2 separate regions of the Mus musculus genome follow, and region 1 is linked to region 2. The links are chromatin loops, found by intact Hi-C in ENCODE. Cell type or tissue: left cerebral cortex. All regions are shown on one strand. Each heading gives the region's core, and the rest is flanking DNA. Links, peaks and the distances in the headings are about the cores only. Region 1 overlaps Arhgap10 (Rho GTPase activating protein 10). Region 2 overlaps Arhgap10 (Rho GTPase activating protein 10).

Evidence for each region. Hi-C counts contacts between places; a loop is a spot of excess contacts. Peaks named below come from ENCODE experiments on the same cell type or tissue, not always from the same donor. Only the 100,000 strongest peaks of a DNase experiment are listed, where the experiment ranks them.
Region 1: a loop joins it to region 2, with 2.4 times the contacts of the local background. A loop is called at or near these places in 5 of 42 quality-filtered maps.

What each region holds. Positions count from the first base shown.
Region 1 is chr8:77,489,324-77,492,126 of GRCm38, reverse strand. The region is part of intron 1 of Arhgap10 (Rho GTPase activating protein 10); the gene reads left to right. Among named protein-coding and RNA genes, the nearest start is that of 0610038B21Rik, 26 kb to the left of the region's middle. In left cerebral cortex, for the core only: no CTCF peak of the experiment used is centred there; DNase peaks (open chromatin) are centred at 622 and 1,582; H3K27ac peaks cover 1,379 bases.
Region 2 is chr8:77,422,692-77,425,494 of GRCm38, reverse strand. The region is part of intron 5 of Arhgap10 (Rho GTPase activating protein 10); the gene reads left to right. Among named protein-coding and RNA genes, the nearest start is that of 0610038B21Rik, 93 kb to the left of the region's middle. In left cerebral cortex, for the core only: no CTCF peak of the experiment used is centred there; a DNase peak (open chromatin) is centred at 1,439.

The DNA of each region.
Region 1 (2,803 bases), core at 111-2,610, 67 kb before region 2:
ATGGGACCTAGTCATTAAAAAAAAAAAAGGTAGGGTTCGTTGAAAACATTGAAAAGAGTGAATCTGGGGATTAATATCACAGAAGAGCCCTGCAGCTGCAGATGGCTGAACCCGCCCCAAGGCTTGCCAGCCACCCCGTGGCAGTGGACGACTCTATGATGAACAGGTATGTGGTGGAGAGCTGGGGGGGAATGAGAGTGGAGCAGCGTGTGGGCTCTGAAGAGAGGAGGAGCTGAACACTCACCAGAGGCCATGCTGAGGTCCTGCTGCTGTCGGGGGCCGGGGGTGAGGGCATGTCTGAGTCCATGGCCCATGTTACCACCAGAGGCCATGTTGACTCCCTGGTCCTGGCCTCCTAGGCCGTGCCGTTTTGATGTTGCAGGGCTGTGCATAGCTGGTCCTACCCCTGGACTGGGCAGTGTGGGAGAGCTGGCCCTGGTAATGTGGCCACGGGAGCTCTGGCCATACCCCTTGCCTGCTGCGGCATTGGGTGAGCTAGCTGGGACAGTGCTGGAGAGCTCACCCTGGTGGGGTGGGTTCAGTATCTAACCCATCTATGAACTGCTAGAGTGTGATAAAGGCGGAGGCCTTCCAGATCCAAAGCTGCAGGGCCTCCATGACACAGGGCATCAACAGGAGATCTGAGAGGAGTCCTGGTGAGGATGCAGTACTGGTAGTGTAGCAGGAGCCAGAGGCCTCGAACCAGACCAGTGACTCATTGTGGTGACGATGTGTGGACAGAAGGGTGCACCTTGGAGTAAATGTACTGGGACCCACTGCAGCTTCCACAGCAAGGTGTTTTTTTTTTTTTTTTTAATCTTTGTTTATTTAATTTTTTTTTTAAGATTTATTTATTTTATGTATATGAGTACACTGTAGCTGTCTTCAAACACACCAGAAGGGGGCATCAGATCCCATTACCAGTGGTTATGAGCCATCATGTGGTTGCTGGGAATTGAACTGAGGACCTCTGGAAGAGCAGTCAGTGCACTTAACCGCTGAGCCATCTCTCTAGCCCCTTAGTTTTTATTTTTATTTCTTCTTTTCTTTTGAGGGAAGTGGGTGCAGAGGTGGATGGTAGATATGGAGGGATGGGGAGATGAGTGAGACAGGCGTGCATGATGTGACACTCCCAAAGAGTCCATAAAAAGTTCAGATAATCACAGAAGAGCCTGTGCTTTGTGGATGAGGCCGTGAGTTTGGTTCCTAGCACCACACACCTAAGAATAAAGAGCATGTGTGTTGCTGTGGGCTCTTGTGACCTTGCTTTCATGGGTGATTATAGATGTGGAAAAGGCCACCCCTCCCAAGTACTTAACGGAGTTTCATCATAATTTCCCCGAGTTCATTACAAGGTTGAATTTTTCTCTGTCCTGTATGTTCATCACTTGGGAAGAGAAGTATTTCTTCATGCAAACAGCTTTTGGCTAGGGTTGGCCTGTTCTGTGTAGTGAGGAGGCTATTGGAAGGCTTCCTGTTGTAAGATTCCAGCTGCCCAGGCCTGGCTTGGGAAATCATGCTTAATAAGTCTTAAAGTCTCTTCTAGGAAGCAGCTCGGATCCCTGTGTGGGCTTCAGTGTTGCATTCTGAGTTATGACGATGCAAACTGTCAGAGCAGTGGCTTCTGGTATGTGGTTTCCAGGGTTACTGTGTGATCTTCCAAGTAAGGGTTTAAAAACAGTCATCTGTTTTTCCTGGGAGAAGTTTAAAAGTGTCTATTAAAAATCATGTGATCTGAGTACTAAAAGCCTTAACTCAAAGCAGGATGATACAGGATCCCTGCCCCTGCCGGGTGATGAGGAGAGGGGCCTGGTCTCAGTTCTCTACTTCTGATCTCAAAATGTGAGCCAGTGCCTGGTAGGCTGGTAGGCAGGTGTAGGCAGGCGTAGGGTGGAGCTGGCTAAGCCCCTTGGTAGAATGGCTTGCTTTATGCATTGGATGGTCCTGGGTCAGCACAGGCTGGAATGTGAATCACCTGGGAGTGTGGGCCTGAGAACCCCACTGTCTGCTGACTCCCAGCTCAGTATGTTTGCAATGTGAGCTTGGGTAAGATCCTGGCCTCTCTGTGCCCCAGTTTCCCTCAGCTGTCAGATGAGGGGAGTATTCAAAGGTGGTTGTGGTAATGAGATGAGGTACTGTCTCTAAGGCACTTATGACAGAACCTGATAAGAACTTAGTCTTACATTGGTACACCTGTTCTTACAACTTTGATATAAATTATTTGGTCTGACCAATTTGGTAGTCTATTCCTGTTCTCCATTCCTGACCTCATTTGTCCTGGGTTCTAGCTGCAATTTTAAGTTCACCAGGCGAGGTAAGCGAGGACTCTTGGTGAAATCAGAATTCCTTGCCTTCAGAGCCAGTGTCATTTGACAGCTGTGGCTTGCTGAAGGAATGAATGTGTGTGAAGAGCCCTTGGCCTGGGTTCGTGTCTGCTTTAGTGCTTTGAGACCACAGCCTTCGGAAACATTCAGAGTTAGTTACTTTTAACCTTCATGTCCTCCAGGTTTGTTTGTGTTGTAGCATGAGAGCACCTAGAAGTTACAGAGCTTTTTTGGGTGGGTAAACTCGCATAATGCCTTTTTAGCAGTCACTTGTGTGTGTGTGTGTGTTTGTGTGTGTGTGTGTTCTCCTCAGGCTTGCACAAAAAGGCAGAGGCGATAGCATTTGTTATTTACAAAGTTCCTCAATGGCACTTACTTGGTGGTTTTCATGCCCCATAATAGGTTACCACAGTTCTTTCCTCCTTGATAAGGGAGGTGCATGCCTCAAGTGCACTCACACATGCACTCTCATGCCTCAA
Region 2 (2,803 bases), core at 222-2,721:
TCCTTCTCCTCCTCCTTCTCCTGCTCCTCCTCCTCCTCTTCCTTCTCCTGCTCCTCCTCCTCCTCCTCTTCCTTCTCCTCCTCCTCCTTCTCCTTCTTCTCTCCTCCTCCTCCTCCTCCTTCTTCTTTTCCTTCTTCTCTCCTCCTCCTCCTCCTCAGTATGCAAGCAGAAAGGAATTTATATCTTATCTCAGCTTCCCCAGGTTTTTCTAAATTTTTTTGACTTTTTTCCTCCCTTTCCTAGGCTTGACTAATAACAGTTATTTATAATAGGCTTTTAAAAGATCTCTTTTACTTTTTAAAAATTACATATATATATATGTATATATGGGGGAATCTGTACATATGAATGCCAGTGTATGTGTACATGTGTACACATGACTGCCAGTGCCCACAGAGGCCAGAAGAGTGGTGAATCCTCTGGAGCTGGAGTTCCTGTTGGTGTGACCCGCCTGGCCAGGAGTGCTGGGAGCACGACTTACATAAGATCAGCATGCACTTCTTTTTTCTGAAGAAATAGTTCTTTATCGTTGAGAACACACACACACTCACACACCACACAAACATGAAGTATGATCATATGATCATATATACACTCTCCATTTCCCTTCAGCTACTGAAGACCTCAATACCTCAATAGTCAATACTGAGTGTCTTATACCTTAAACACTCAGCCACCTCTTTAGCCTAGAACCGAAGTTTTATTAGCAATAATGTGATGTGCCATATAGGATTATGACTTCCCAACAAAAGCATAAAACTGCTTTCTGTCCGTTTGCTTGTTCTTAAACACAAACGAACCTGGGCATAATGTTCTACAGTGTATGTATTTGTTGACATAGCACCCAGAGGATAATAGTAGGAAATCAAGCTTGTATGCTTTTCTGACAGACTCCACGAGGGCACACGTTGTTGTTTGACATCTACAAGTGATATTTCCTTTTGTGTTTATTATACCTTTGATGTTTGGATGATATTTCATAGTTTATAAAGAGAAGATAGCTTTTGTATTGATTATGCCTCACTACAGTGCTTGAGGTGTGGGGCTCTGCCCTGTCCTTGCTGCAGTCACTGTAGGAAGCCATGCGTGGCTCTACCTGATGCTCCAGGCTGTTGCCTCAGCCTGTGGCATTCTCTGCAGGAAGCCCTGCAGCGGTCATGCCACCACCTCCACCCCAGACTCTGCAGGAAGCCCTGCAGTGCATGACCCCCCCCCTCCCCCCCATGACCCCCCCCCCCCCCAGTCTGTTCGGCAAGGGCAGCTGTTGACTTTTTGGTCTACTGCTGTTTTCGCCCCTCTTCTCCATTATCTGCATTCTCACTTTCAATTACTTCAGAGAGGATTTTTATGCCTCAAACTAATTTCCACCTCCACATCACTTTAATTAGACATCTTGTTCTAAACGTTTCTCGTGTATAATGCAGGAGGCAGCCTCGGCCCCCACACTCCACCTCCTTCCACCAGCACGTGGCCCCTTCTCATTCCTCTTTGAAAGCCCTGGAGATGGTGACTTCAGAAGCCATAGGGCCATGCAATGTACACCTGCCCAGGACCTCATGTGTCATGCACTTGCACACCTGCTCAGGACCCTGTGTGCCATGCACTGCACACCTGCCCAGGACTCTTTGTGCCATGCATTGCACACCTGCTCAGAGTAAGCCCGTTTCTTTCTGGGGCTTGCACCCTTTACCACAGAGGCATACCCTGACCCCTGCCTACTATGTCTTAACTCAGATCCACATGTGTGTCTCCTTCAGATACTGGCTCAAATAGCTTCTACTCAGGTCATGTGTGTTATGGTAATAATTAATTTCAATCGGGGTTTCTACCCTACTTTTGATCACTAGGTTCCCAGATAAAAGGCACTCAACCTTTATATTTATCATAAACCTTTAAAGCACCAGAGCTGGGCAGATACTACCCAGAATCTATGCTGTTTATTATGACTACGTCCCTGCCAGTAACCCTGCGATATGATTTGCCATGGCTGGCTGGGCAGCTCTTACTCTGATTGGTCAGTTCTCATGATCCCTTATCCCACAGTATCTTCTCTCCCCTGTGGTCCTCTCCTCAGACCCCCAACCCCCGGAACCCACCTCTCCTGCCCAGCAGCTAAAGGAGCAAGGTTTCCTAGCAGCACCTGGATGCCATAAGGGTCTCCTCGTCCCTGGGGCAGCCAGGGCCAGTATTTAGCATTACAATGCATAACAGATCAGAGCTCCTTCCAGCTCTCTGTCCACACGGCCTCCTCTTCTGGCTTATTGTTCTTACGCTTCCTAGGTAGTGTTGCATGGCTCCCTTCAGTGACCGTATGCCCTCTGAAGGCTACAGTTCAGAGTCCTCTATCCATTCTGCCTAGAATAGTGCTGTCAGAGCGAGAACCACAAACAGGATGTGTGCACAGTGAGGTATGGCTTTGGCAGTGTCATCAGTCTCAGAGATGAGTAAACTGCAAGTCCTGAGCTTGAAGAGGCGCTGAAGACGGCACTTCCAGTTTCATTTCTGTTTTGCTCTCTCTACTCTTCACAGTCGTACAGATGCCCACTTGAAAACAGCTCTCTTGTTCATCATGTAGACCCTAAAGAGCGCAGAGACTTGTAAGCCATTCTGCCCTCTTGTTGATACGAGGAGAGTAGGGCTGTTGCAGCAGCGTGCCTGGTGTTGATACGAGGAGAGTAGGGCTGTTGCAGCAGCGTGCCTGGTGTTGATACGAGGAGAGTAGGGCTGTTGCAGCATGCCTGGTGTTGGTCATTTTTGTATCTCTCCTCGAAGCTGCTGCTCCCGCCTTGTGGGTCTCAGACAC